Linked DNA regions of Homo sapiens: all the other regions are linked to region 6. The links are chromatin loops, found by intact Hi-C in ENCODE. Cell type or tissue: ascending aorta. All regions are shown on one strand.

Region 1 (5,000 bases), 220 kb after region 6:
TGTCACTGCATTCCAGCCTGGGTGACAGTGCAAGACTCTGTCTCAAAAAAAAAAAAAAGACATACCCAGGACTGGGTAATTTATAAAAAGGTTTACTTGACCCACAGTTCCACATGACTAGGGAGGCCTCTCAATCATGGCAGAAAGTAAAGGGGAAGCAAGACACATCTTACATGGCAGCAGGCAAGAGAGACCATGTGCAGGGGAACTGCCCTTTATAAAACCATCAGATCTTATGAGACTTATTCACTCTCACAAGCACAGCATGGGAAAAACCTGCTCCCATGATTCAACTACTCCCACTGGGTCCCTCCCATGACACATGGGAATTATGGGAGCTACAATTCAAGATAAGATTTGGGTGGAGACACAGCCAAACCTAATCACCTACTAAGGGCTGGCCATGTGACTGGTGTAAGGTTCTGTAATCCAGCGTAACCAACTTTTCCCTCTTGGCTCAGGACGATTCCAGTGTTAGCACTGGAAATCCCACATCACAGGAAACCCTGTAGTCCCAGGTAAGCCAAGATGGTGGGCCACTGGGCCTTGGCTTCATCATCAATAGAGTGATGATGGTAATAGGTTGTCATGGAGACTTAATGAGGTCATGCAAGCAGGGTGCATATAGCCAGACACAGCTCAAGGCAGGGTAGCTCTCGCAGTTAGCCAACAATGGAAAGGAAGGGAGTGGTGCCCTGGCAGCTGGAGTGGCAGTGGGAAGACAGCCTCAGCTTTGCCTTGGGCCTCCCTGCATTCCTCCTCCGCAGGGCAATATTCATTATTCCGCAGGGCAATACTCCACACCAGGCAGGCCACACTCTGTGACTCATGGGCATGGCTGGGTCTGGGTGAGGCTCACTCCTCACCACCTTCATTCCTCTCACTGTGGGCATGGGGGCTTCTGTGCCAGCCATGGCTCCAAGATGAAAACCTGGCTCCTCACAGCACTCTGGCTGCCTTGCCCTGCCCTGGTGTCTGTGGTCCTGGCTGGGCTTGGTTGAATGCAGAGAGCTGTCGCTTCTGAGACCTTCCCTTTCCATCTGAGCCCAACACAGTCAGAGGGATGGGGGCTGGCAGGTCTCAGTAAAAAGGAGTAAAATGAGCTTTCTTTCATTTCCCAGAAGTAGTCCTAAATGGGTTTTTTATTTAACTCTCATCAAGTCATCTCAAGACAAGTCAACTCGGATTAAGTCTATTTAAGTCTGTGCAGATCAGTTCAGATCAAGTCAACCCAGGGCAGTTGAAGTCCACTGCACTCCACTCCTTTCCATCCCAATCAGCTATTTATTGAGGGGGTTGGGGGGGTGCTGTAGAAGGCACTGGTAGGGTTCCCAAGGCAAGTCATGTGGGTCCGTCTTGGAACTTCAGAATCTAGAGGACAGGTGTGATACAAAATGCTTAAGCCGTAGTGGGGCAGCTTAGTGAAAAAGAGGCCAGAAGTCCCTCTGCACTTGTAGAATTAAGCTGGAATCTTTGCCCTGAAATCTACTGGCCATGTAGCCTGAGAAAAAGGGCCTCACTTTAGGTGATTAGGACCCTGGTTAGCGGGGCCTAACCAGGCTTGGCTTCGCTTCTTCCCTTTCTCCAGAAAATGGGGAAGAGGATGGCAGTCACCTTCGAATGTCGATGTGAGCAGGAGACAAGGTCACATGTGTAAAGGGTTTAGAGACACACCTGGCCCAGAGGGAGCACACGGCACATGGGAGAAATATATTATTGTTTTATTGCTATTGTCAGGATTATTCCTCTGGCTCCTAAGGGCAACGCCAGTGCAAGGTGAGATGACTTAAGAGATGAGGGTAAAACTTCTGTCTCCTTGAGTCTTGAACTGTCCCCCTCCCCAATCACAGCTCAACATCGGATCTTGTCAAGTGGACTCAAGTGCTGGCCTCAAGCTCTTTGAGGGAGGCAACAGCTATCCAAAGCCCACTCAAGTCCTTCCCCTCCGACTTGTTCAGAAACAACTCCAGGAGAATAAATAGAGTCCTTGAGCCCAATACAATGAAGAGGTTTCAAATAGAGCACCTTGAAGATGATGTGGGCTGCCCTGGCCTCCTCCGATCCCGTGGTGGCCCAGGCGCCCCTCTGTCCGGCCCTCGCTCCATCATGAGCCCTGAGAACCCCAGCTCACTGGGGTGCTGACTCTTATTTAGTGCCTGAGCCTTTCTCTTCTCCCCAACCCCAAGAAGGCTCCCTAGAAACATTGCTTCCCAGGACACTTCACAGGCTGGAGGCAAGAGCCGTGTTCAGAGCACAGACACATTGGGGTTCGAGGCCTTGTGGGTCACTTGCCATCTGTGGTTGGAATAACCTAACCCCTTGAGCCTCAGCATCATCGTCTCTAATGCTAAAGTACCAACATTGGAGGGTTCACGTATTCGTTTCCTGGGGGCTGCCATAACAAATGACTACAAACGTGGTGGCTTAGAGAAACAGAAAGGTATTCTCTGAAGTCCAAAATCAAGAAATCCAGAAATCTTGCTGGATATGGTGGCTCCTTTGGGAGGCCGAGGAGGGTGAATCCCTTGAGGACAGGCGTTCCGATACCAGCCTAGGCAAATGGCAAAAACCTGTGTCTATAAAAAAAATACAAAAAAATTTAGCTGGGCATGGTGGTGTGCACCTGTAGTCCCAGCTACTATGGAAGCTGAGGCGGGAGGATCACTCGAACCCGAGAAGTTGAGGCTGTAGTGAGCTGTGATTGCACCACTGCACTCCAGCCTGGGTGACAGAGTGAGTCCCTGTCAAAAAAAAAAAAAAAAAAAAAACCCAGAAATCCAAAATCAGGGTGTTGAAGGGCTGCGCTACCTCTGGAAGCTCCAGGGAAAGATCCTTCCTTCCCTCTTCCAAGCAAGGAAGAGGCATCTTTGGCTTGAGGCAGAGATTCATCTTCTGGCCCCAAGATCCGGAAGATGGATATCTGCCTCCACCTTCACATGGTTTCCCCTCTCTGTGTCTCTCCTCTGTGTGTCTCTTATAAAGACACTTGTCATTGGATTTATGGCCCAACCCAAATAAATCAGGATGATCTCATTCTAGATGAATCTAGAATGAACGAATTGGTGATTTACATTCACAAACACCCCTTTTCTAAATGAGGTCACTTGCACGGTTTCTGGGGAACTGTGACCTGCAATACGAGGGCTGGACTCAGGAGTCCAGGTCCTGGTTTCAAGTTGTGGCTTCATGGCTCTGCGCTGCGATCTAAGGGAAGTCCTTAGACTTCTCTCTGCCTTAATTTTTCAAGCTATAAAGAGGGGATTCTAATAGGATATATTTAAGGGGTTATTTGGATGATTAAATGAGTGAATACTTGTCCAGGGCTTAGGATAGTCCTGGCCATATGAGACATGGCCACTAAATGATAGTAGCCAACATTGTTATTTTAAAACTGAAGTTGATATTTTATGCTACTGTGCCTCGGTCCTTTACCTAATTCCTTTCCTCTTGCCTGCGATTGGCTCCTCTCTGGTTGGCCCTGCTCTGGGGCCTTTTCCACACCTTCCCAGGAACACCTGCTTACCTGCAAGCTCCTGCGCCCATTTGTCCCTCAAGCCTGTCACTGGGGGAGCCTTCCATCCATTAAAAATATTGCTAGCCCCCATCCCCTTTGGGGCAGAACATTAAAGTGCAATTTCTGTAAAGCCACTTTATAAAATGAGAGCAGTTGAACGTTCTCGGGTGTAGGAGTAATTATAATTCCCAAGTTTCTCTGAACATTTTTCTAACTGGATCTTTTTGTGTCGTTGTCTCAGAATAGACACACTTGTGGGCTTTCCTAGGCTCAAAATAGTTGTGAGATAGGGGTTGAAATCGACATCCGAGTTTGAATTACAACAACTTGGTTATAACTTTGGATTGGATGAATTTCACCAGCCAAATGTGGTTCTTTCTGCAAATATGGCTTCCTTTTATGGAATAACAAAATTCCTGAACCAGGGCTGTGCCTCTGAGAAGTGGTCCTTTAGCAGAAGGGTGGGTGGCCCTGGGCTAGAATTGGAGTGTCTACAGTTGGCTGCGTCGATCCACTGTCTACTCTGGACGAGGCCTCTGATGAAGACTGAGCTCCTGCAGCTGGGCTTAAGAGTCTCCAGGTCTGTCTCTGTGTGGGCTCATCCTCCATCCTGTCTTCAGCATATCTCAGTAGGTGAGAGCTTCGACCCCAGAGCCAGGTCAATGGGGTTCTCTTGTCTCCTCCACTTATGGCTATCATGATGGGGGACAAGTTACTTTATTTCTCTGTGCCTCAGTTTCCTCTTCTGTTGAGTGAGGATAGCCATGTACACATCTCCTGGGGTTGCTGTAAAGATTAAATGAACTGATACACGTAAGGTCCTCAGAACTGTATCTGGCACAGGGTAAGTCCTGGCTATTTTGATTGCTGGACACATGGTAGGTACACACTACATGTTTGGAAGTCACTGGTCCTCCACTTCACAACTCAAGGGGTCTTAAAAGACAAGCAGGGGGCTCTAACGGGAGGTTCTCTGAGAGACCTAGGTAGCTGCCACCAGTAATTCAGGGATGGCCAGTGGGGAGGAGATGGCCTTAGTGACATGCAATTGCAGGTCCATGAGGGAAAGGGAATTTTCCATCCTGGACTCTGCATTCCCTTTCTTCAGTGTGACAAAAATGCACTTAAAAGGCATTAAAACATTGTCTTCCACCCCCTACCCCGTTCCAGGGTGCTGTTTCAATAGACAGAATCACTCTGCAATGCAAGAGCCCTGGCAGCAGCTTACCTAGAGGCACGGCTTACCTTCAGGAAACCTTTGTCTCTGGTAGTGTCCTGGGGTAAACCCTACCCCTACCCGTATAACAGAAAAATAATACACTTCTTTTTGTTTTTTAAAACAATATTTTATCGATTTAACTGAAACTGTCTGGTCAGTGGATCCCCTCCTGTACTGGGTGAGGCGTAGAAAGGGAGGGAGAGGGGCCTGTCTGCGTTTTATTAACCCTTTCAATGTGTGACTAGAAGATCACGTGCTCTCGGAGCA
Region 2 (5,000 bases), 58 kb before region 6:
GCCCTCCTGCCCTGCGAATTCTGTGGGCCTTTTTTTTTTTTTGCAAAAACAGATCAAGGGCGCCACCTGGTGGCTAGAGCTGAGGCCGTGGCCGCTTCAGCCCAGGCCGGGGTCCACGGTGGCCAAGGCTCAGTAGGCCGGTCCCTTTAGGTCACTTCCGATTTTGTAGATGTTTGTGGTTACACAATTAATATGTTTACCTTGCAGATACAGTAGAAAACCCAGATAAAGCCAAAAGAAAGCAACCACCTGGAATTTCGCACCCAGAACAAACCTTTCTTCACATGTGCACGGATTTCTTTCTAGACTTTTCTTCATCCATCCAGGCATTTTCATACAAAAAGTGAATCATACCCCACAGAGAGTCTGCAACCTGCCGAGCTGTTTCCCACTCACCGCTAGATCGTGGCTCTCTTTCGTGCCAATGAATATACTTTTACAACATCATTCCTGCAGCTGTGCACGCACTTTGGGTGTGGCCAGAAAGTGATTGAGGTCGACTGAGCCCCTGTAGGTTGGATTTCTTTGGAGCAAAGTGAGTTTTCCAGAGTTTTTTCATTTTGTTTTTGCCTCCCTTGGGGAAGACAGGAACTTCAAAGCCCTCATTTCTCTGGTGCAAAACGGGTTTTGACAAATCCACATTTAGGGGTAAACTTCATGGTGCCAGCCCCCCGCCTCCCTGTGTCTGAAGCTGGGAGCATAGGGGCACTTGCTACTCACCCTGTGAACTGCCCGGGGCCCCTCTTGGAGCCTGAGGGTTTGGTTTACACTGCCTGAAATGGACGCACGGGCAGGTCATATGCTTCACAGGGCTGTTTTGTGTTCAACAGGTGGTCTTTGTAAAGCACTCCACGCAGGGCTCGGCCTGTGGTCAGCCCTTGGTAACTGTCAGCTTTGTTACCATTCAAAGGACCACAGGGTGTGGGACAAGAGCACTGCGGCCCCCCAGGCCTGTGCTCTCGTCACCGGCTGCAGGATGGGGGCCTGTTCTCGTCACCTGCCGAAGGGCTGAAATGCCTCCTTGGGGGTCATGGTGGGGCCTGACTTATTGGGTGCCGAGTTAGATCACCCTTTGCTATTCATGAGGCTGTGGCTGTGCCAGGAACCACGGGCGCTGTGACAACACAGCCACGTCCCCTGACACCCACTGACGTCCCCTGCTCTGGGGCTCTCCACCGATGATCTCATTTAACCCCGTTTTGCGGATGGGAAAACTGAGACTCAGGGATTCAATGACACTTGTAACATCTCACACCTGGTCAGTGGCGGAGCCCTCTGGGGCCCAGGCCTGGCTGCCACTCGGGGAGGTCTTGTTGGGGGCCTCTTTCCTTTGTCAGTGACTCCAGGACCTCTGGGCAGAGTGGGAGGAGGTGACATTCAGCAGAGTGTGGCCGTGGTGCTGTGTGTGTGAGATGGGAAGCAGTTGCCCTGTCTGGAGGCCTGGGCCCTACCTGGGCACTGAGCTGTGTGTATGTGTGTGTGGTGCACGCTGGTGGGGGGTGCTGAGGTTCAAGGTAGCGGGTCACTTGGGCATGTCACAGCACAGAGGGTAAACCCGCTGTCCACCAGGCTTGGGGCAGATATGGCTTCTGAATCCATCCTACCTGAGCACATTGTCAGACTCAAACAAGGAGCTAGACTAGGAGTCAGAGAAGGAGGGGCCAGATGGAGAGAAGGGGGTGGCTCAGGATGGGGCGTGGTGAGGGACCATTACCCACAGCACTGATGCGGCCGCACCAACGAGGCAGGCCCCTGCTAGTTTCATCCTGAACACAGATGATCACCCCATTTTGCACATGTGGAAACGGAGGCGCAGGAGGACTAGGTACTTGCCCAAGGTCACACAGCTAGAAAATGGTTGGGCAAAACCTTGAGTCTGGGGTGGTCCAAGTTTGTATCTTTGGCCCTACACTGTTGTGTAGACCTGGGAGGCATCCACCCACTTGGTGAGCCAGAGAGGGGCCTGTGGGCTGACTGTAAGCTCAAATGGGCCCTCTCTTCAGGTCCTGCAAATGAGGCACCGCCCCACCTCCCTACCTCCCAGACAGGGGTTGATGATGTGGGTTTTCTTCCACACTTGGAGGTCGACTGTACTCATTTTGTGCCCTGGGTTTAATCCTAGAGGGCCATTCACTGGCTGTGTGACCTTGGGCAAGTAGCTTAACCTCTCTGTGCCTCAGTTTTCTCCATGTGAAACGGGGTAAAGATTCCTTTCTTCGTGGAGTCGGTGGGAGGATGAAGTGAGTTAGTGCCTGCGGGAGTCCGGGGGGCATCAGCTCCCGCAGGGTCGGGACTTCGATGCCACAGATGGGCTTGCAGGTAGGGTCCTTGGGAGTCACGCAGGAGCTGGACTGGGGACTTGAGCGGGGGTACCCAGGTTGCAGGGGTGTTCCCCACGATAGAAGAAAATCAGCCTCTGAAGGGTGCTGGGTTTGTGCTCCTTCCCCCAAATTTGGGGCACGGGCATCAGCCAGAAAGGAGCCCGCCCCCGGCCCGGGAGGGCAGAACAGGAACTTTCACCTGGGGCCTGTGGACCGGCTGCAGGCTTATGTGCACCACCCCGGAACCGTGGGGGAAACACGTGTGTCTGGCTGCTTTGTGGGGAAGGAACAGGAGGGGGTCACACGGGATCCCCCCCACCCCGCCTGACCCCACCTCAGGCCCTGGAAGTTTCCGAGCCCAGCCTGGTGAGCGGCGGCCGGCGGCGTGCGGCCAGCAGAGGGCGCTCGGGCCAAGGCTGTGAAAGGCCGGCTCCGCGCTCCTCCCCTCCAGGCCGCCCCTGCAGTCGAGACCTGCGGAGGGCGCGGGCGGGGGCTGGCTTGGCCCTAACTCTCCGGGAGCCCGGGTGGGGCCGCTGGGGTCACAGCTGGGGCCACAGCTGGAAGCCGGCCCAGACATCTCAGCCCGGGGCGGGTGTCACAGGGGAAATTTTGACAATTTCCCGGCCTAGCCCCACCTGTACAGACGGCTGTCAATCAATCCCCGGGAGGGCCTAGGCTTCAGCCCCCAGGTCTGGGCACCACTGGGCAAGGGCTCCCTTCATTCTTAGCGTGAGCTCCCACCAGGCAGGGTCTGTCCCTATTTCTGCCCATTTAACAGAGTAGGAAACTGAGGCTCAGAGGTGGCAGGACTTGCCTGAGATTACACTCACTTGCCTGGGATTACACACACCAGGGGCTGTGACGCCAAGCCCCATTATTTTTTTCCCCATTTATTCTTTTATATTCGTGATATTAACAGCAGCAGCAGCGCCTGTAACGGACCTTCTCAGTCTGGGCCTTGCTGGCACTCTGGGCTAGATGTCTGTGTTAGGGGCATGGGGTGCGCTGAGCGTTGAAGGGCATGGGGTAGCCTGCACATTGAAGCATGCTCAGCAGTGCGGGCTGTGTGAGGCTCCCCAGGACGATGCCCGTGTTCTAATCCCAGAACCTGGAACATGTTACCTTACATGGAGAAACAGACTTTGCAGAGGTGATTAAGTTAAAGATAGTGAGGTGGGGGGTCATCCTGCATTATCAGGGTGGCCTCGATGTCATCACAGGGGTCCATCTAAGAGGAAGGAGGAGGTGAGAGGGAAAGACAGAGGTTCAGAGCCGGTAAGCCAGATGCTGGGGGCAGAGAGGAGTCACACAAATGGGGGGATCAAAGATTCACCTCCAGGATCTCCCAGCCACGCAGTTCACCCCCCACACCCCTGACCTGCAGGTGGAGCTGGGAGGGCCAGGCCTGTCTCGAGCTCTGTAGCCAGGGGCGCCAGACCCCCTCCCCCCTTTCCCCACCCCCGGCCCCCCAGCTGACACTCCCGCCTTCAGGGCTTTGCCGGCACTGGCCCTGCTGGATTGCTTCTCCAGCAGCTGGGGGCATTCAGCTGATTGTGGCAAAGGCCACTGTGCCCCGGGGTGGGCGTGGGGGGCAGGTCAATGAGACACAGTGGGGGAGCTGACCAGCCAGGGGCTGGGAGGTGACAGCCAGGCCGCGGTGATATGTCCCAGGCAGCTTTTTCAGTAACATGTTTAAGAGCACTGGCTTGCAAGCCTGCCTGATGGCTGGGTTTGAATCCTATCTCTGTCCTTGGGCAGTAGTTTCACCTCCCTGAGTGGGTTTGAATCCTATCTCTGTCCTTGAGCAGTAGTTTCACCTCCCTGAATGGGCTGCCTTGGAATCATGCAGCGGGGGCTGCATCATGCTGCGTATCCACAACTGTCCAAGGAACCCTTGTTTCACAGGAGCTCTTGCAGAAGAGGGTTTTCATGGAATGCAAAATCCTGGTCCTGCTGGCCCCTCCCCATCTGAGGTGATGTGGCTGCCCGTGGGTGGGTGCCAGTCTGCTGTCATCCGTGGGAGCTAGCAGCCTGGCAGATGGGAGTGTTAAATCCTCCGTGATGGGTTGACCACCAGGACTGGAAAAATCTGGTTTTCAATCTGGAATTTTGAACATGGGTCTCACTTGTCAGCCATGTGGCTTTGGGCAAGCCACTTACCCTCCCTTGGCCCCAGTCTCCTCATGTACTTAAGGGGAGGATTAAAGAATGCTTAGAAAATGCCCTTGTCACAGAAGGTCCACACCATTCTAAGCACCCCCAAATTCAGGGGTGAGCCTGGATTGGCTACAGCTAATGACTCTCATCCCCATGCCCAATTGGAGGTGGCAAATACTGGGGTGGTTTAGAAATTGCTTTTGTCCCCTGTGGGAATGTGAGGTCTGGAACCACTGCAGCCATTTTGTCCCCAGCAGGGCAGAACTCTTAGTGGCTGGAAAGTCTCCGTGTGGAGCCTGAAAAAGCTGAGTCTGTGGGAAGCCATGAAGAGAGATGGAGGGACAGTGGGTCCTGAACCACATTGTTTGAGCTGCTGGATGAGGCCTTACCTGAACACTGCTAGTTTGTGAGTCAATAAGCACGCTAAAAAAAAAACAACAAAAAAACCTGCTTTTTGTTTTGATTCAAAAGTACAAATAGATCTGCAACATCCCACCTACAATATTGAACAGATGCCTAAAC
Region 3 (5,000 bases), 430 kb after region 6:
CTTACAAATATCATAAAGCATTATTGGCAGAAAATTTGGCCCGTAAGTTACATCCTTTCCAGAATTTGTTAACATTCTCCTCTTGGCCAGAGTAATGGACTCTGTTGGTTCCTATTCAGCATCCTTCTCCCCTTCCTCCTTCCCCTCCCACCCCTGACACTACTCCAGATCCCCTCCCTCCACACAGCCCGTGGGGAAGCGGAGCCTGCCCCAGCTCCCCGGGTGGGACTTGAGTGGTCTTGGTCAATCATGACGATTCGATCTGTCTTGCCCATGGCTTCCAGGTGAAACCAATCTGTGCATTGTCTTGGGCAACTCTTCTTGATTCAAGGGTGGGCGTTTGATATCAGTAACCCAATCTGACTAAAGAGAAGGACTTTTATTGCATGGTTGAAGAAATTCCTTTTTTTCTTCCAGTGGAAGAAAACAAGGGAGGCCCTGTCTCAGTTGCTCCACCTCACCACAGCCAGCCTTAAGAGAGAGGCCGAGGGCCCCTGCTGGTGCCCACCCTGGTGCCCACCCTCCCTTGACCTCCTGGACATGGGTTTCTACATTTCCCCATGACTTAAACTGCCTGAGTCAGAGTTTCTGTTTGTGGCAGTAAATAATCTACTTGTGAGCCAAGAACACGACTAATATCAAAAATGTTCCGTGCGCCCAGGAGAAGAATGGGGCTGTTTCTTTGGAACAGAGTTGTATTGACATTTCATAAATCAAGCTTGTTCATTGTGTTGCCCACATTCCTTATCTGCTTATTTGTCCACGTGACCTATCCAATTATGAGAGGGGAAAGTCAAAGTCTATTGCTATGATTGGGGCTTTGTCGAGATGGTGCATTATAGTCTTTGCGCCCAGTGAAACATTTGGCCGATTAAGATTTGGGCCCGCTATGTCTGCTTGGTGGATTATAGATTTTGTCAGTAGAAAGTATTCCTCGGCTTACCATTTCCTGCCTGTGGCCTTCAGTTTTGCTTAATCTCATTGTCACATTTCATCCCTGCTTTCGGCTCCCCTCATGTTGTCCCACTTACCAGAGCTCCTTTCTTTATTATGAACCTTTCTGGGTCAGGTTATTTGGGCTGTGTCTTGTGAACGGTTTAGAGTTGGCTTTTGCTTTTTAAGTCAAATCTGAGAGACTATATCTCCACCTGTTTGATAATATATGTTTACCATCTTTTTTTTATTATTTTTTTCCTTTTTTAAAATTGCATTGAAGTTAGTTTTCATTTTCTCCCATTTTCCTCCTGGACATTGGCAGTTTGATCGCCGCTGGCCTTTAAAACTTTACCAAACGTATCTAAATCTATGGTTCTCTGTTGCTATCAAAAAGTTTTGAAGATTTATTTCTTTCGTACTGTCCCCTAAGGCAAGCCCTCTGGAAGCTTCCCAAGAAAATCGTTTAAAAATGGCCCCCTCCTCTCCAGATTGTCAATTCCTACCCTCTTCCCTGATTTACTTTCTCAAAAAAACTTATGGCCAACTGGCCTGCTGTAGGTTACCTTATTTTTTCTTGTTGTTCTTTAAAATTTTTTTTATTTTTCTAGATTTAGGGGCTACAAGTGCGATTGTTACATGGATATAATAATGCACAGTGGTGACATCTGGGCTTTTCATGTACCACACCCAAATAGGCACCCCACAGGTAATTTTTCATCCCTCATCCATTCCCCACTCGTCCACACTCCCCAGTCTCCAGTGTCCATTATTCTGCTCCATATGTCTGTGTGCACACATCGCTTAGCTCCCACTTATAACTGAGAACATGTGGTTTTTGACTTTCTGCTTCCAAGTCATCTCACATTGAATAATGGCCTCCAGTTCCATCCACGTTTCTACAAAAGACATGATTTCTCTATTTTTTATTCAATTGCCTTATTTTGTTTGCTTTCTCTCCACACTAGCTCCATGAGGGTGAGAATATCTATTTTTTTCAGAGCCTGTTATAGCCCCAGGGCCCGGCATAATGCCTAGCACATAGTAGGTGTTTTATAAGCATATGTTGAATAACTGAATGCCTTTTCTTCTCTCTTCCCAGGTTATAAGCCATGTGGAATTTCAATCTCAAGATATTAATAATTTTTTATTTGTTTATGTAACTTATAGAACAAGCTACAAGGTCAGTACAAGCACTATAACCATTTGGTAGATGAGAAAACTTAAACTTAAAAAGGTTACATCATTTCAAGATGGCATAGCTTAGAAATGACCAGGGTGAGACTTGAACTCACATCTGCCCAATAGTAAAGTTTGCCTTCTTACCCTCCGTGTCTGGATCACACATACACCTGGCATTGTAAATGCTTTCTTGGCATTACCTCCCAGCTCAGGTGGGGAAAACACGGGGTGAGGCCCGTGAAACCATCCTGACCGATGCTACCCCTTCCTCAGAGTCCAACTCGAATGCCTCCTCCTCAGCGATACTGCTTCAGGTCCCGTCGGTGAGAATAAATCTGACCTTGTTACCTTTTCTTTGTTGCCTTCATCAACTTCTGACTTACATTACAGCTGTGTGAGCATCATCCGCTCACCAACTAAACCGTGTCCTCCATGAGGGGCCCCATCTAATGCCTCTGTCTTGCCCACTGCACCAGGGGCAGTACCTGGCATACAGTAGGCACTCAAGCAATGCAGGTGAATTGAATTGCTGAGGTGTAATACCAATGGCCCTGGCCCATCCAGACCAAGATCTACCTCCTCCAGGGAGCCTTCCTGGACTACTTCTAGCCGAACCCCAGCTCTCTTTATCTGGCCTTTAACTGATGTGAAATTTAATTCCATGAATTGTAGTGTGTGGTTGTTCTTGGATGGAAGAAGAAACACCAACCAAATAAAAGAGTCTGACTGCAAAGCCCCTGGAGAAAGGAACAATGGATGCCCGGGAACATCGTCTCTCAAGTGCTGTCCCCTTGTGGCCAGAGCATGGAATTCCAACCAGCAGGCAACCAGCTCTAAAGCTAATTACTCTGATTTCCTTCCCAGCTAGCCAGCCCAATGTTGGGCCAATGAATCATTAGACATCATTACATTCTTTAAAAATCCCTACTACTGTTCACCTGGAGTTCCCCGCCGTACTTAGAGTTGCCCATGTCTGATGCAGCTCAATTGCAAACCAACCAGTGTCTGTATCTGTAGCATCTGTGATTGTGACTTCAAATTTGCCACTCATATTTCAAAGTGCTCTTTGTTTTCTGGGAGATACAATAGTGTGGGGGCAGCTACAGTTCCTGTATCCGTGAGATTACATGTTAGTGGGGGATACAGGTACTAAACCAGTAACCCCAGAAGCAAGCAAGCTCATTATCGTGAGTTGTGAAACCTGCCGTTGACTACAGAAAGCAAGGGATGTCTTGACTGCCCTAAATCATGGTGCTCTCCATTCTCCTCTCTGATGGGAGGCTGGATCTCAGTCAGATCTCCCTGGGAAGAGAGGTCAGTACTGAGCAGTTCAGAGCCCAGACTCGGGGGGCAAACTCTAATCCTTGTTCTGCCTGTTACAATTTATTTGACCTTGGGGAAGTTATTCTGAAAAACCAGAATATCCTGATTTGCATAATGAAAATAATAATAATGCCCACCTCATAAGGTCCTTCAGAGTAGAAAATGAAATCTTACTTTAATGCCCAGGGAGCACTGACTAAGTGTAGCTCCTATTTGACTCATGTGCACCCGCGGTGCTGCATGGAAGGAGCTGGTCTGGATCCTTTCTAACTGGCCCACTAGCGTTTATGTGCAGACGGGTTGTGTTCTACAAGGGCAGGGTAACACCTGCAAACCCCCGTCCTCTCTGGAGGGTTGGTAGGTCAGCACTAAGGACAGTGCCATGCATGAGGAGACATTATCAGTGTCCTGCCCAATATCCAGATTCCTTCTTCTTGGAGAACAAGTTCCAAGCTGGATTCGGGTAGTAAAGGCCCACATGGGCCATGATCTGTCTAAGCTGATCCGAGATCCTGCTTCCCTCTTTCCCAGCCTCCCTGGCAGCTGGGAGTGGCCATGTAACTCAGTTCTAATAAAAGTCTGATGGTAGCTTTTCTGGGAAAGCTTTTTTCTGTTAAAGGAGTGATGGGCCTAGCACAGCTCTTCCCCTTTCTTCCACCTTGAACTCAGATGTGATGCCTGGAGGTATGGCCATCCTCATGTGACCCTGAGGCAACAAGCATGAGGAAGGAAAGCCAATATGCTCAGAAGGGTGAAACAAAAGATAGGAAAGGCCGGATCCCTGAGGATGTGCTGGGCAACCGAGCCCAGAACCAATAGCCCACCTATCCACGGCCTCGCTGTGTGAGGCAGTCAGGGCAGGCGGATTCTCCAGGGCCTGCAGTGGAATGCATCTTCAGGGATTTGCTTTGCGTGGCCCTTAAGCATCAGGTCTCATCTCAGGTTCTCAGCCTGCAGCTGAACACATCTTCAGGGATTTGCTTCGTATGGTCTCAAGTATCAGGTCTCATCTCAGGGACCTTTCTCAGAATGGCCCTTCCCTCTCAGGACCAATTCCAAGCCAGAGGAGAAGGTCATTCTTCTCTATTTGCTCAGAGAGTGGATGGACCATTAAGAACAGGAAACTTCTTATCAAGAGGGAACCTATCAGCCTAGACGTTTTCTACCTTCCCAGGTCCTGCATTGGACCAACCTGAAAGAAGATATCAGGGAAATTAAATATGGTGCTCTCATCCCTGCCCCCACACCAAGATTCATGATTGGAAACACAGCATAGGCCGAGCGCGGTGGCTCACATCTGTAATCCCAGCACTTTGGGAGGCTGAGGCAGGTGGATCACTTGAGGCCAGGAGTTGGAGGCCAGACTAGGCAATATGGCAGAACTCCCCTCTACTAAAAATAGAAAAAAATAAGCCAGGCACGGTGGCGAGTGCCTGTAATCCCAGCTACTTGGGAGGATGAGGCAGAAGAATCACTTGAACCCGGGAGGTAGAGGTTGCAGTGAGCCGAGATGGTGCCACTGCACTCCAGCCTGGGCAACAGAGTGAGACTCCATCTCAAGA
Region 4 (5,000 bases), 93 kb after region 6:
CTCCAGCCTGTCTCCAAAAAAAAAAAAAAAAAAAGAAGTAAAAAGCGACAGGCGAAATTCATCTTAATAATATATTTAAACTTTAAAATTATGTTTAACATAATATATCCAAAATATTATAGTTCCAACATGTAATCAAATAGGAAATTATCAATGAAATATTTTACTTTTCTAAAAAAATACCAAACTTGTGAATCCCAGCATATATTTTATAATGACAGCAACAGGTCATTTTGGAATAGCTGGATTCTGGGTGCTCAATAGCTACTCGTGTCTTGCTATTGCCATGTCAGACAGCACAGATCCGGATAGATTGCACCACTGTGTTTGGAACTCATTTCTTTCTGCGCCTCAGTTTCCTTAGTTGCCAAGGGCGCATCATTAGGTGGGTCTGGCAGGGCCATTCCAGACTCCCTGAGACAGCGTGCTTGATGCATGGTAATTGGCAAGTCCATCACTGTCGCCAGATTGGAATCGCTGCCCTGTGCATGCCAGCCGGGTGAACCTGGGCACGTTCCCCCTCCCCAGCTCAGGATGTGGAATGCACCTGCCAACCACCACCTCACAGGCTGCTGCGGGGACCAAAGGAGATGCGGGCAGGGGGAGGGTGTCGTGCGGGCAAAGGACAGGGCATCCCGTACGCACAAGTCAGCTGCTGGTGTTCACAGGGCTTTGCTTTCACTCTGTAATGCCTGCCCCCTCTGGGGATGTCTTGGATCTCCCACTTGAACATGGAGGCAGTGACTGTCCATCCTGACCTCTCAGTGTTAAGACTCTGGGAAGTATCATTATCTCTTCATATTTATAGCCCCTAGAACTGTCCCTGGTATGCAGTAGGCACTTAATAATCATTAAATAACTGAATGAATGAATGTACGAATAAATGAATACCTATGTGAAAGGAGCCATTCTGCTGTCTTGTCCTTTGGGAAGGGCAGAGATTTGAAGCTGGGTGGGGACTTGGGGGCTCCTCCTACCTTTGCCTGATGGGCTCATGATCTGCTGGGCGAGACCACTCAGGCCAACTCTTAAAGCCCAGAGCCCCTCGGGATCTGCTCTAGTTCTACCAAGGGGTTTCACCCTCCCTGGTACTGGGCTCTGGGTGGACCAGAAGGTCTGTGTACTCCCAGAGGGGCCAGCAGAGTGGCCTGTGAATGACCTCTCCCCCACCCCCACCCCAGCCAGGACTGTTTACTCCTAATACATTAGATTTCCAGATGGGAATCATTTGGGCAATCGTGCACTTTTATATCCTTGAAAGGAAAAGAGAAAATGGCAATGCTTCCCTTTCTGCCCTTCCCCTCAAGGTCTGCCAGGATGACATCAGACCCCCAACCTCACCAGGGGGCTTCCTCACCAGGGGTTGGCGGGGACCAGAGGGGCAGAGCTTTGAGGGAGGCCGGAGAGAGGGCCTGCCCCTTCCCCTGCTTCCCAAAAAGGAAATCATGAACTTGGAAATGTTGGAAGCATGTCCTCTGTTAACCTTCTGCACACCTCAGTCGTCTGCACTTCACCGTCATACTTTCTGCCATGTCTGGCTGCCACTCATACTATTTCTTCGCTTTTTTCTTTAAGATAAGTTAACAAAGTTTTTATATAGCATTAAAAATGTTTTCATTATGGAAAATTTTAAATACATACAAAAGTGGCCTGAATAATATAATGTAATCTAATCTAATACAATATACTCATAATATATAATGTATGTATTATATATAACATGTCATATTAAATGTTGCAATATAAGATACAATATTTGAAATGATATGTAATATACCCATCACTTCGCTTCAAAAAGTGTCCACTCGTGGCTGATCTTGTTTCTTCCATGTCTTCACTCGCTCCTCCACTGCAGATTACTCTGAGGCATACCCCAGAAATCATGTCTTTGCATCCACAAATATTTCAGTATCTCTCTCCCTCTGAAATGTTCGACTAACTTACAAAACTTAATTTGTCTTAAAAGTGAACTCTGTATCACTACCCTAAGAGGAAATCTGGGTAACTTTCCAAAACTAGATGGAAAAATAAACACCGCGAAAGTAAAATAGTGTTACCCATGTCTACGTGAGCGTGAGCCTGCTCTCTTGGTTCAAAAAAGGAATCCAAGTGCTCAGGGAGTGTTGAGGACAAGTTGGCACCCAACTGAGACTTTCTCCTTCACAGATAATTAGGAAGGGTGAAAGACAATTGGGAGGGGAAAACTTTCTCTCTGTTTGGTTCGTTGTTACCTGATACTGAACCATAACCTCACTCCTACCGGCACGTCTGCCCGGGGTGCCGGCCACTCCTGGGTGCCACAGCTGCAAGCATAGGCACCCACGGGCAGGGCTGGCTTTCAGGGACGTGCTGCTGCTGGTGCAGGAGGCCCGCCTGGGTTCAGATCCTGGCGTAGCCCTTCCTGAGTATGTGAGCTTGGGCACACAGCAAACTCCCCGGCCTCAGTTTCCTCATCAGGGAAATGGGGGCAGGAGTAGTGGTACCACGCATGGCTGTTGTGAGGCTCACGAGATATTCCAAGTATAGAGTTTAGAACGGAGCGTGACAGAGCAAAATCTCAATGAATGGCAGCTGGTGGTGGTGTTGTTTTTATTGTTATTATTACTAGCAGCTAAGTAGACATCCCGATTTCTTCCAAAGTGTCCCCTCAACAGTGGAGCTGGAGTTACCTTTTCTCCCTGGTCTTCCTGGTGGGGGCTAAGTCTTGCCCTTTCTCCTGCCCCAGGCATTTTGGTTTCTGAATTCCTGGAACTTTGCACCGCAGCATCGGGGCTCTCATGATCCCCTGAGCCACTTAGCCTGCCAGCCTGTGAGTCACCTCTGTCTACTGGGGAAAACCAAGCGGCCCAGAAAAAAAAATTCCAGACTCCCATGGGCGTCCCCAGCTGCCTGCTGCCGGGATGAGCAGCGCCACCGCCACCCCCATCCCTGCCAGACAGCTGGGCAGGCTGCCAGGTCCGCGGCTCACACCCAGGATGGCAGCAGACAGCTCCACTGGGCTGGGCTCTGCGTGTGTGTGCGTGTGTGTGTGCGCGCGCGTGTGTGTGCACGCGTGCGCCGCGTTCTTTCCCCTCTGCTGGCCTGGGTTGTTTCGCTCTGGGCTGCGCATTCATTTTTAGATTCCGGCCTCCTCCCTCCCCGCCATCTCCCGCTTCTATTCTTAGAAAGCAAACTGGGGTGTGCTTGGGCTTCGCAGGGAAGTCAGACAGAAGTTTGCCCACGTGCTCCGGCCGCCTGAGATATGGAGTTAATTAAAAAGGAGGCTTTGAGCGGCAGGTTCATTGGCCGGAAACGCAGCTGGCGGGGGCCAGGGCGAGCCTGGGGTGCCCGGCCCCCCTGCTCTAGGTGGACTTGGGGAGCTGAGTGGAGGCTCTGCCCAGCCCAGCTCCCAGGGCCTGAGAGGGCAAGGCTCTTGGGAGGGCCTGCCCTGCCTGGATGGGTTGGGGTGGCCGTGAGTGTTGGTTAAATATGAACTCTTCAAGCATGTTGAGCTGCTGAGAGATTTTTAATTAGATAAATAAATTGTAAAGGGTTTGGAGGAGGGTTGCCTTCAGGAAGCTGAGCTGGCTGAAATGTGCTGTCTGCGGAAGGAAGCCGACCTTCCTCAATGCCAGCCTGGCAGTGCAAGGGCAGGAAGGCAGGGAGAGAGGAGAGGAGGGAGGGAGGGGTGAAGGGAGAGAGATGGGAGGAGGAGGAGGGTCTGGGGGTACTGGAGTGTCTCAGTGTCAGAGGCGTTGGAACCAGAGCGACTCCATCTTGAGTGAGGGCTGGAAAATGAGGCCGAGACCTGCTGGGCTGCGTTCCCAGAAAGTCAGGCATTCTGAGCCTCTAGATGTTTATGGTTAAGGAACAAATTAATAATGTTTACTAAACAGACCCAGACTTGGGAGTGTCCAGATATCCTGATATCTGGAGAACAAAGGCATTCCTAATTTTACTTTAAAGATAATAATATCGATTCTTGTAAAATACAGTAATTAAGAAAACTAATCCTTTATCACAAACCCTCGTAGCAGAGCACATCTGCCCATATATACAAGCATTGTACCTAGGGTGGACGCGTTCCTCCTCTTACTTTCGGGAATGTCCTCCTCTGTCTGTGGAGTAGCTGTCCTTTCACCACTTGACTTTCTTAGTAAATTTGCTTTTACTTTGCACTGTGGACTCACCCTTTCTTGCGCAACTGCGATCCAAGAACCTTCACTTGGGGTCTGGATGGGGACCGCTTTCCTGTAACAGCAGAAGAGAGTGAGCAGCTGGAAGGAAATGTGCCTGAAGAGAGGGGGAGTGCCTGGTTGAAGGAACCAGCCTGAATGGGTTCAAAATCCTGGCTCTGAATTTTCCAGTTGTGTAACCTTGGTCACAGCACTTAACCTCTCTGTGTGCCCATTTGCTTATCTGTGAAATGGGCACGTTTATCATAATGGTGCCCCTCTTTAACTTAAGACAAAGGGCTTCAGCAGCATCTGGCACAAAGCAGGGATTATGAAGTCACCCAAATTTATGTCTGCAGCAGGGAACAGAGGAAAAACAGAGGCAAGGACCCTATGGTGTTTAGAGACAATGGTTACCCCTCTCTGTCTTAGCCCAGCAAATCCCAGCGGCATTGCACGTAGGAAGGGGAGGCAGCCCTATCAGGACTTAATCTTCTTGGAGAAGAAGCAGGTGAGACCAAGAGGGTTCCTTCTCTGGGGCTGATCCTCCATTGACTGAAAGAGATACAACATTCTCTGAGAGCTCAGAAGCCTTCTCCTCCAGGAAACATTCCCTGACAGCCAGCTCCGTGCAGTGGCTCCCTCCTCTCCCCTTACCATACATCGTACTGTAGGACAGTGTCTCTCTCTTATTTAAAGTTGTGTGTTTTCTTACTTAAGACATTTTCACAAGTATTGTGCCAACACATTCTCATTATAAAAAATTAAAAATTTCAGAAGCCTGAGGAATAAAATGAAGAGGTCTTATCCCTCATTCTACACCCTTCTCAACAGTTTGATATGTAA
Region 5 (5,000 bases), 560 kb after region 6:
GCAGTGGTGGGAACAATGAGACCATTTTCTGATGGCCCCAGGGGAGCTTCCCAGCGCCCAGAGGAGCCGACTAGCCCACAAGTGCTCAAACAGTTCATTTGCTGAATGATTACGTGGGAGTGAGGTAGACTCTACTCCGCGTTCTAGGGCACTTATTTGTCTCTTCCTGTGAAGTGCAGCTCCACACCGCAGGGCAGGGATCCATTTCTCCTCAAAGCCAGGAGTTTTGGTTCTGCAAGCCTCTGTCTCTACCTGTTGGGTGGGAAAAATAATACCTCACTGGGTCACTACAAGATTGAAATGCGATACTTTATAGCGCTGGCAAAACCAGACTGATGAATTTTTTCTTTATTTAAAAATAATTCTTAAACCATTTGTGAGATGAGCCAGGTATAAAATACACTGCAGGCCGGGGATGGTGGCTCACACCTGTAATCCCAGCACATTGAGAGGTCGAGGCAGGCGGATCACCTGAGGTCAGGAGTTTGAGACCAGCCTGGCCAACATGGTGAAACCTTGTCTCTACTAAAAGTACAAAAAGTAGCCGGGCGTGGTGGCAGGCGCCTGTAATCCCAGCTACTAGGGAGACTGAGGCAGGAGAATTGCTTGAACCCGGGAGGTGGAGGTGGCAGTGAGCCGAGATTGCGCCACTGCGCTCCAGCCTGGGCGACAGAGCAAGACTCTAGCTCAAAAAAATAGAAATAAAAATGTACTACAGTTTGGTGAAAGTTAGAAGTAAATCATGAACTTCTTTGATGATATAATTTGGTAAAAAATATTAATTCTGACATGTGCTCACTTATTTTAAATGTCAGCCCTTCCCTGCATGCCACGGATTATACCCTTATACCTTTCAGTCCACAAGAGACCACATATATGACAGTGGTCCTATCAGATTATAATGGAGCTAAAGATTCCTGTTGCCATAGCCATCATACAGTTGTAGTGCAATTACTTTTTTAAACAAATGTAGTGTAACCTAAGTGTGAAGTGCTGATAAAGTCTACAGTAGTGTACGGTGATATCTTCAGTCTTCACATTCACTCACCACCCTCTCACTTACTCACCCAGAACAACGTGCAGTCCTGCAAACTCCATTCATGTATGTGCCCTACACAGGTGCACCATTCTGTATCTTTCATATTGTAGTTTTACTGTACCTTTTCTATGTTTAGATATACAAAGACTTACCATTGTGTTACAACTACCTACAGCAGCGGTCCCCAACATTTTTGGCACCAGGGACCCATTTCGTGGAAGTCAATTTTTCCACGGACCAGAGGGGAGTGATGGTTTAGGGATGATTCAAGTGCGTTATATTTATTGTGCACTTTATTTCTATTATTATTACGTTGTTATATGTAATGAAATAATTACACAGCTCACCATCATGTAGAATCAGTGGGAGCCCTGAACTTGTTTCCCTGCAACTACACAGTCCCATCTGAGGGTGCTGGGAGACAGTGACAGATCGTCGGACATTACATTCTCATCAGGAGCGCACAACCTAGACCCTCACATGAGCAGTTCACAACAGGGTTCGTGGTCCTATGAGAATCTAATGCTGCCGCTGATCTGACAGGAGGCGGAGCTCACAATGGGGAGCGCCTGTAAACACAGATGAAGCCTGCAGCTCACCTGCTGCTGTGTGGCCTGGTTCCTAACAGGCCACAGAACAATACCCCTCTGTGGCCAGGGGTTGGAGACCCCGGCCTACAGCATTCAATGCAGCAGCATGCTGCACAGGTTAAGTAACCTGGTGTAGGAGCAATTGGCTATACCCCATATCCTAGGTGTGTGTGGGCTCTGCCATCTAGTTTGTGTAAGTACTCCCTATGATGTTTGCACAACGGCAAAATCACCCAAGGACACATTTCTCGGAATGCACCCCTTTTAAGTGACACATGACTGGTACCTTGCTTGGGGAGAATGATGTTGAGGATCTTGGGCTTGGAAATACCTAGGTTAGCCTAATTCCTTCTTGCTTTTCTTGTTGCAGCGCCTCCTGGGTGAATATTAATTAATATATTCACTAGGATTGAAAGGAAGGTCCTAGACTTTTCTTCCCTTTAGGAGGACAAGTTTAAAAAAATGGAATTTATCTGTAAAGCTGGCTAGCTCTTATCCCTGACCCTAAAAACATAGTCTGTAAGCCCCCCGCCCCCGCCCCCACCGGGGAAGACTCTTTGGACTGGAGGACCGTGTTTCTCTCTAAATTCTTACACTATGAATGGCATGTGAAAATAATATCCACGTGGTTACATATTTTTCAAAACAGTGTCTACTATCCAAAGATCAACAGAGCACAAAAGTACCAAGAGTGGAAAATCTCTGGTGTATAACGGCCTAACGGGAAAGGAGAAAATTGGGGAATGCAACAGGATCTGCAATTCGGGTGGGGGCGGATGGACGCGGATGGACGGCCCGCCTGGATCCGCGCGAGGCGCCACTCGGGGAGTTGATCTGCGGTCTCGCAGTGACACCTACAGGCCGCCGTGGCCGCGCACCTGCGGCAACTGCGTTCGACAGCGCCACCTGGCGGGAGCCGACGCCGGCAGGCCCGGAGAGGATTTTCTTCGTGAATCCAAGACAGAGGGGTGGAAAGTGCTCAGGACCTCTGGGGTGTGTCCTGTGGGCCGCTGGGGCTGGGGTGCAGCCCACGAGGAAGTGTCCGTGGGGTGTGCGTACCTGCCCGTCTATCCTGCCCTCTGCACTGCCTGGCCGTGCTCAGCCCAATGTGCCTGTCCCAGCTGGATCCTGGCCGGGCAGGGCCGTCGATGCTTTGAGAATGAGTGCTGGTATTTTCTGCCTTTTACAAGTAGGGAAAGAGGGGAGTTGGAGGAGTAACCGAGGTCGTAGCCTCCAGGAAGGCCTCCCGGGCAAGCTGACTCCAGAACCAAAATACTCCCCCACCTGCCTCCCAAAGGTGGTGGAACCTCTACTTTTGCCGCTCAGAACAGTCACATTCAGCTTCATCCCGACAGGCACTCGAAACTATGGCAGAGGGGCAGGCATCCTCACTCTGCCACCTAGGTGCTGTGTGTTGCTGGGCAAGTTGCTAACCTTCTCTGAGCCTCCATTTCCTCCGTGACAAATGGGCATGAAAGAGAACGTGCTCAGTGCTGCTCAGCACCACCTTCCCAGGGATTTTGTCAGAAATGCAGAGTCTCAGGCCCTGTCCCAAACACTGAGTCTCGCATCCTTGGGAGGTGGGGCCCAGCAATCTGTGTTTTAACTAAGCCCGCTTGCGACTGTGATACTAATTGAGAATGTCCGCCTTCCAGGGTCACTGAAAAGACCAAATAAGATCACGTGTGCGGGATGCCTGGAAAATACTCAACACACGACTGTCGTAATTCTCCAACTCTAGACAGCCTGGCGTGGGGGCCGGGGGGAGCATTTTCTCTTTTCCTTCCTTTTTTTATTGGTTATTATTTCTTAATACAGGGTGTCAGTCCGTCACCCAGGCTGGAGGGCAGTGCTGTGATCACAGCTCACTACAGCCTCGACCTCCCCAGCTCAAGCCGTCCTCTTGCCTCGGCTTCCTGAGTAGTTGGAAACAGGTGCATGCCACCAGCTAATTTTTTATATTTTTTTGTAGAGATGGGGGTCTCACTATGTTGCACAGGCTGGTCTCGAACTCCTGGGCTCAAGCAATCTTCCCACCTCAGTTTCCCAAAGTGTTCGGATTACGGGCACGAGCCTCCACAGCCTGATTTTTTTTAATTACAAAAGTAAGACATGCTGTTAAACACAGAATTACCATGTGACCCAGCAATTCCCCTCCTAATGTACACCCAAAACTTGAATGCAGGAATTCAGACAAATCCTTATACACCAAAGCTCATAGCAGAACTATTCACGATAGCCAAAAGGTGGAAGCAACCCAAATATCTATCAGCTAATAAATGGATAAACAAAACATGGTATATTCATACAATGGAATGTCATTCAGCCATAAAAAAGAATGAAGTACTAAGACATACCACAACATGGGTGAACCTCAAAAACATTATGCTAAAAACCAGGTCCAAAAGGCTACATGTGCCTGGGCACAGTGGCTCACGCCTGTAGTCCCAGGACTTTGGAAGGCCAAAGTGGGTGGATCACCTGAAGTCAGGAGTTCAAGACCAGCCTGGCCAAGATGATGAAACCCGCTCTCTACTAAAAATACAAAAATTAGCTGGGCATGGTGGCATGTGCCTATAGTCCCAGCTACTCAGGAGGCTGAGGCTGGAGAATCGCCTGAACTCAAGAGGCCGAGGTTGCAGTGAGCTGAGATCATGCCTGTGCACTCCAGCCTGGATGACAGAGTGAGACTCCGTTTCAAAAAAAAAAAAAGCAGGGGAGCTACATATTGTTATGATCTGATTTATATGAAATATTCAGAGTATTCAAATGTATAGACAGAAAGTTGATTGGTGGTCATCTAGGGCTGGAGGGAGGTGTCCGGGGTGAATGCAAATGGGTATGGGGTTTATTTTTGAAATGATGAAAATGTTCTGGAAATAGTGTGATGGTTGCACAACATCGCGAATGTACTAAATGTCACTAAGGATAATGTTGTGTGTCTTTTGCCACGATAAAAAATAAAAGAAGGGCCAGGCATGATGGCTCATTCCTATAATCCCAGCACTTTAGGAGGCTGAGGCAGGCAGATCGCTTGAGCCCAGGAATTCGGCAACATGGTGAAACCCTGTCTCTATTAAAAAATACATATATACAAAAAATTAGCCAAACACGGTGGGGCGCTCCTGTAGTCCCAGCTACTCAAGAGGCTGAGATGGGAGGATCACTTGAGCCCAGGAGGTCGAGGCTGCAATGAGCCGTGATTGCACCACTGAGCTCCAGCCTAGATGATGGAGTGAGACCCTGTCTCACAAAAGGAGACTTGCCGGTTGTAACAATTTAGGGCTGTGTAAAACAGTTCTCTTGCCCTGGAGCAAGCAATGCTAACAGTTTGGAGGTATACCTTTGACATCATTCTTTGTGCTCAAATA
Region 6 (5,000 bases):
GTGGGGGCTCCTCCCCGTCTGACAGCGAGATGGTGGGTGGCAGGTCGATCTCGTGCTGCAGGTACGGATAGGTGGGCTGGAAGCGGTGGAAGCGCTCCCGCTGGGCGAAGGGCGGCACGGCCAGGCGGTCGGTGGGCCGAGGCGGGGCGTAGACCTGCGGCTGGAGGAAGCAGAGCGGGAGTGAGGGAGGGCGGCTGTCTCAGGTGGGTTGTCCAGAAGCGATCCTGAGACTGGAGTTCTGCTGCATGGGACTTGGCTCTCTGGGGAAAGGGAGAGGGCAGCAGGGCTGGCGGGGGCGGGAGCCCAGAGCCTGATCCCGCGGGGGCCCTGGCCTGGGGGGCAGCACTGCAGAGCTGCACCGCCCTCCTCCAAACAGTGGCAGCGTCCGTGCTCCCGTGTGCAGAGAGCAGAGAGCTGGGCTGCTCCCTCAGGGGCAGGGAGCAGATGATCTCCGGCAAGGAGGATCCCAGCAGCAAGGGCACTGCAGAGGAGGGCGGAGGGGTGAGCCTTTAGCAGCCCACACTGTTCCAGCCGCAGCGGGAGCAGCCCAGGGTGGGATGGGGGTGTTGGAGGGGAGGCCGAGGGAGGTCTCACCTCTGGGATTCCGTTGCCTGACACTGTGCTCTCCGAGGGCCACAGGCATCCTTCCTGCACAGGAAGAAACGTACAAGCAGGGTCAGTGGGGTGGGCAGGAGGGACAGCAAAGGCTCAACCCAGATTCGACTCTTAGGCCTTTACCCTGGAATCAGCTCTTGAACCCGCCCACCTCTCTGCATCGGAACCAGCTTCCCCAGCCCCTGGCCCTGGGCGCTTTTCCAGGACGTGAGCGCAATCACCTCCTCACTGATCCCTGAGGTGCCCTCTGCTGTCCCCTGAAAATCCAGCCTGACACTTTCCAAAACATACACCCACTTGTGGGGCCCCCTTCTCAAAGCTGCCTGTAGCTTCCCGTGGGCCTCAGTGGCTTCTCACCAGGCTGAACATGGCCTCAGCCCCTCACCCCTGGCCCCACTCCCCTGGGCCTGGGCCCCCTGCTGGCTGTGTGACCTGCGTCAAGTTACTTAATTTCAACGCTGCAGTTTCTGTACCTGAATTACAGTTCTTGAGATTACAGTACTTGCCTCATAGTTGCTCAAGCACTTGCTGAATTTGAATGTAAAAACCACCCGGAGCCCACGTGGCACTCAGGTAGCATGTGAATGTGCTGGGTGTCACCTCCACACTCCCACCAGCCATGCTGACCAGCCCCCTGGGGCCTCAACAAGCTCAGCCCGAGCCCCAGGTCCTTTACACGGCAGGCCAGGCTGCACGGCCCGCTGCTGTCCACTTTCAGTTCCAGCGTCCCCTGCAGACCCTTGGAGACCAGCATCTGAAGGGCCTCTCCCGTGAACCTTGTCATCTGTTGATTCCCTTTCCAGCACCTGTCCTAACTTAATCATTGCTTCTATGCATTTATTTCTTTACAGTCTTTCTCTCCCTTGATCTAGTGAGCCCATCATTACTGATGTCCCAGTTCACAGGTGAAAAACAGGAGAGTTGAGGAAAGTGCCCAAGGCGGCTGCTCTGCCATAAAACAGTGATTCAGCCTCTGGCAAAGGAGGTGTGTGGTTCCACTGTGGCGCCAAGCTCTGGTCTGGGTGCAGGGGCACAGCTGCCACTTCATGAAGCTTATGCCATCTGCTCTGAGGAAAATGAGACCCCATGCCAGGACCAGTTCCTCTGAGTTTCCCCAAATGCCATGACGGTGAGCCCTGGGCCCGGGGAAAGGGATGTCTGTTACTTTTATAGCTTCATTGAAATATAACTGATATGCAAATAAATGGACATATTCAAAGCATACAATTTGGTTCGGGCATATATTTATACCAAGAACCTCTCACCACAATCAAGATAATGAGTATGTCCATCACCTCAAACGTTCCCTTGGGGCAGGTTTTTTGAGGGTTCCCAGGTAGGATACCGCTCACCTGCAGCCTGGGTAGGAACGGCCAGAGGGTGGTAATTTCCCATATGGCCACTAGGAGGCTCTGTGGCCCCTCAAAACTGTCCCGTCAGGACCGCTCCTACCCCTTAAGGAGGTCTTAACTGCCTCGTCTCCTGATTTAGCGAATGGCTCTGATATTCTTCAAGTTGCAAAGCCAGATCCACAGGATCATTCCTGACAGCTCCTCTCCCCACCACCCTTGTTCCACCCACCCTTGATCCCCTCTCACTTCTCCTTCTATTAGACAGTTCTATCCACCTCTCTCCCCAGCATCTGTGCCTAGTGGACAGCAAAGTCCTATGGAACCAGGGCCTCCATGTGCAGACAGTCCATCTGCAGCCTGCAAAAATGCAGATTCTGTAGCAGGAGGGCTGGCGAGCCTGCGTGTCTCACCATCTCCCAGAGGCTGCGAGTGCCGCTGGTCTTTGAGGTCCTTGAGGGGTCTCCCAGGGTCTCCTCCACTCTTGCCCTTCCCCAGGGCCCTTCCTCCTCACAGAAGTGGGAACATCTCCCTCATGCCCCCCACCCCACACCCTGCCACTCCTCTGCTTAAACCGTCTGGGCCCCCCGCTGCCTCCAGGAGAGAAAGTTCCAACCCCTTACCGAGGCCCATACCCCCTAGATGTCCACGGCCGTAGTATAGCTGTTTCCTTTAACGGGTTTTCCTATCTGTATAGCGGGCTGATGACAGCGCCTGCAATGCACCATACAGTGTGTTCTGCAAGGTGCCCAGTGAACACAGACTCTCACGTCTTGCCTTTGGATCTGAGCCCATCCTGGGTCTGGACCAATGGCCCCTCTTTCCTCCCTTTCCTGAAGAACTTTGACTGGCCCCTCAAGCCTCTGCCCAGGTGTGCTAACCCCAGAGCTCTCCGTTAGCCCCCCAGGCGGGTCAGGCACCTCCTCCCATCTCCTCCAGTCCCCTCCTGCACCACAGCCTTTGTCCCTCTGCCCCCGGTGGCCTATTCAGGGGTCTCACTCGCCCTGCAGGAGCTGCTACCGTTTCCCCAGTGCCAGGCGCCGGCGTGCTATGCAGTCAGGGAGTGCTCAGGTTGCTACTTAAGTGCGGAAGTTGCTGGGTGACCCGTGCAAGTCATCTTTGTGGAATTAGGTTCCAAAGTGGCTTGAGAAGTCGGGGGAGGTGGGCCCAGCTTCAGAATTGTCTGGAACCTTCCCCAGCCTCTGGCTATGTCTGCCAGTCACCCCAGGTGGAGGACAAGGACAGGTTCCAATCCTACAGCCACTGCTGACGAGCCCCCTGCTCCCAGCAGCCTCCAACCACTCCCAGACTCCCAGGGCTCGGGGTGGACTCCTCTTCTTTGAAGTGGGCGCACCCAGTCCACCTGCGCCTTCCCCATTTAGATGCTTCTAGACCAAGGGTCTGAAAACTGTTTCCATAAAGAGCCAGAGAGTAAAATATTTTCTGGTTTGTGGGCCGGCGGGTCTCTGTCATACCACTGAACCCTGCTGCTACAGCCAAGCGCAGCTATGGGCAAAACGCACTCGAAAACACTTCATTCACACTCAGAAAAGACCTCATTGACAAAACCAGGCAGCCGCAGTGAGCTGACGCTCAGGCAGCTCCTCCCAGACCCCTCCAGAGTCTTAACACCACGAGGCCAGAACGTAGCTGCCCATTCTTCCCCTGGAGTCCCCAGGAACATCCAAGGGGACGGGATGGCCTTCTATCAAACTTCGAGGACTCAGAGATGTTTCTAAAGAATAAAGAGATGTTCCTAAAAAATTCGGTACCTCCCATGTCCTCAGGAGATACTGAATTCCCCCACAGCCCAGCACAAGGGGCCTGGGGGAATTCGGTATCTCCTGAGGCCATGGGAGTGGACGCTAGGTCTTTGGCTCCCGCTGCTGGCAGATTGTCGCACATTGGCCTGGCCACAGTCTTGTCCCTGCCCCTGGGAAATGGGCCCTTGGTGGGCTGGGTTCTCTCGGGAGCAGGAGACCCACACTGAGGACTGATTGGGGGATAAAGAGGACAAAGGGTCACCCCATCCAAGGCCTGAGTTCCTAGTCTGAGCAGGCCTTGGGCACAAAGACTGGGATTGCCTTTCTGGGTAAACCTGAAGTCTGCGCCACTCCGTGGCTGGGCGGTCACTGCAGTGACGTTCTGCATCATGTCCCGAATACCCTCGGAGCAGCGCCAGGGTGGAAGTGCCATCCCTGGTCGAGGGGCTTGCCTGCACTGGAGCCTCACCCTCAGAGGGCAGATCCTTGCCCAGTGTCACACAACAAGGAGGTGACAAGGCCGAGAAAAGACCTCAGAGCTCAGGGTCTTACCTGAGATGGTGAGGCAGGTGGGTGAGGCACGAGCTCTTGTCTCCATACAGGCAAGAGGGGACCCCCAGGGTCACCCTGAAAAGGGGCCATGGTCGGATAGCCATGCCAGGGGCAGAGCATGGATGGGCTGGGGGGATGTAGACTGGGCCCGGGACAGATAAGAGCTGTATGTGGATCTCTATGGAAGGCCGCGGGGCCCAGGGACTCCTGTCTGGCAGGGGGTCCCCAGGGGAGCTGCCACATTCTGCTTTAGGCCTAGTGAGGCTCCACGTTTACCCAGCCAGGCATCCCGGGCGGCTGTGCAGGCGGCTGGGTAGACAGTGGGAGGAGACTTTCTATTGGCCGAAGGTGTGACGGAATCCTACCCCTTCCTGGCAGCAGGATCCCAGGTGCCGTCTCCTGCTCCACAACAGTGAAGCCCCTGCAGTCGGCCTCTGGGTACGGTACACTCTCCACTAACTGCATCCTCCCCATGACCACGGGCCGCACAGGCCTAGCTTCAACCCACTGTGGAGATGCACACACTGAGGCTCCGAGGGGCAAGGTGAGTCCAGCCTGGAGTTAGTGCCCCTCCAGGGCTGGTGCCTTCTGGAATGTCCAGGCACCGTCACTCTCCCCAGCACTTGAGGGAGGACGGAATAGGCTGTGGGCTCTTCACACCGGCAGTGACAAGCAGTGTGGCCTCCGGCAAATGTTCCACCTCTCTCATCCCCAGTTTCTC

Evidence for each region. Peaks named below come from ENCODE experiments on the same cell type or tissue, not always from the same donor. Only the 100,000 strongest peaks of a DNase experiment are listed, where the experiment ranks them.
Region 1: a loop joins it to region 6, with 1.8 times the contacts of the local background. A loop is called at or near these places in 5 of 110 quality-filtered maps.
Region 2: a loop joins it to region 6, with 2.3 times the contacts of the local background. A loop is called at or near these places in 24 of 110 quality-filtered maps.
Region 3: it touches region 6 in a loop (6-fold over the local background); 81 of 110 quality-filtered maps call a loop at or near these places.
Region 4: it touches region 6 in a loop (3-fold over the local background); 8 of 110 quality-filtered maps call a loop at or near these places.
Region 5: it touches region 6 in a loop (10-fold over the local background); 19 of 110 quality-filtered maps call a loop at or near these places.

What each region holds. Positions count from the first base shown.
Region 1 is chr20:57,872,320-57,877,319 of GRCh38, forward strand. No RefSeq gene overlaps it. Among named protein-coding and RNA genes, the nearest start is that of LINC01742, 130 kb to the right of the region's middle. In ascending aorta, no CTCF peak of the experiment used is centred here; no DNase peak of the experiment used is centred here.
Region 2 is chr20:57,594,414-57,599,413 of GRCh38, forward strand. No RefSeq gene overlaps it. Among named protein-coding and RNA genes, the nearest start is that of ZBP1, 24 kb to the right of the region's middle. RefSeq lists silencers at 2,579-2,638, 2,659-2,832. In ascending aorta, CTCF peaks have their summits at 71 (motif pointing left) and 2,709 (motif pointing right); a DNase peak (open chromatin) is centred at 2,728; H3K4me3 peaks cover 507 bases.
Region 3 is chr20:58,084,539-58,089,538 of GRCh38, forward strand. No RefSeq gene overlaps it. Among named protein-coding and RNA genes, the nearest start is that of CIMIP1, 64 kb to the right of the region's middle. In ascending aorta, a CTCF peak has its summit at 2,924 (motif pointing left); no DNase peak of the experiment used is centred here.
Region 4 is chr20:57,745,869-57,750,868 of GRCh38, forward strand. No RefSeq gene overlaps it. Among named protein-coding and RNA genes, the nearest start is that of NKILA, 38 kb to the left of the region's middle. RefSeq lists enhancers at 1,805-2,664, 2,665-3,522. In ascending aorta, no CTCF peak of the experiment used is centred here; DNase peaks (open chromatin) are centred at 2,328 and 2,903; H3K4me3 peaks cover 1,968 bases; H3K27ac peaks cover 2,996 bases.
Region 5 is chr20:58,207,503-58,212,502 of GRCh38, forward strand. No RefSeq gene overlaps it. Among named protein-coding and RNA genes, the nearest start is that of ANKRD60, 19 kb to the right of the region's middle. In ascending aorta, CTCF peaks have their summits at 2,519 (motif pointing left) and 2,718; a DNase peak (open chromatin) is centred at 2,499.
Region 6 is chr20:57,652,439-57,657,438 of GRCh38, forward strand. It overlaps PMEPA1 (prostate transmembrane protein, androgen induced 1), which reads right to left. Exons shown (of 4, transcript NM_020182.5): 3 at 595-648; 4 at 1-160. Among named protein-coding and RNA genes, the nearest start is that of ZBP1, 35 kb to the left of the region's middle. RefSeq lists a silencer at 1,992-2,071 and enhancers at 2,265-2,864, 2,865-3,462. In ascending aorta, a CTCF peak has its summit at 2,001 (motif pointing right); DNase peaks (open chromatin) are centred at 33, 2,023, 2,263, 2,983 and 1 weaker place; H3K27ac peaks cover 2,965 bases.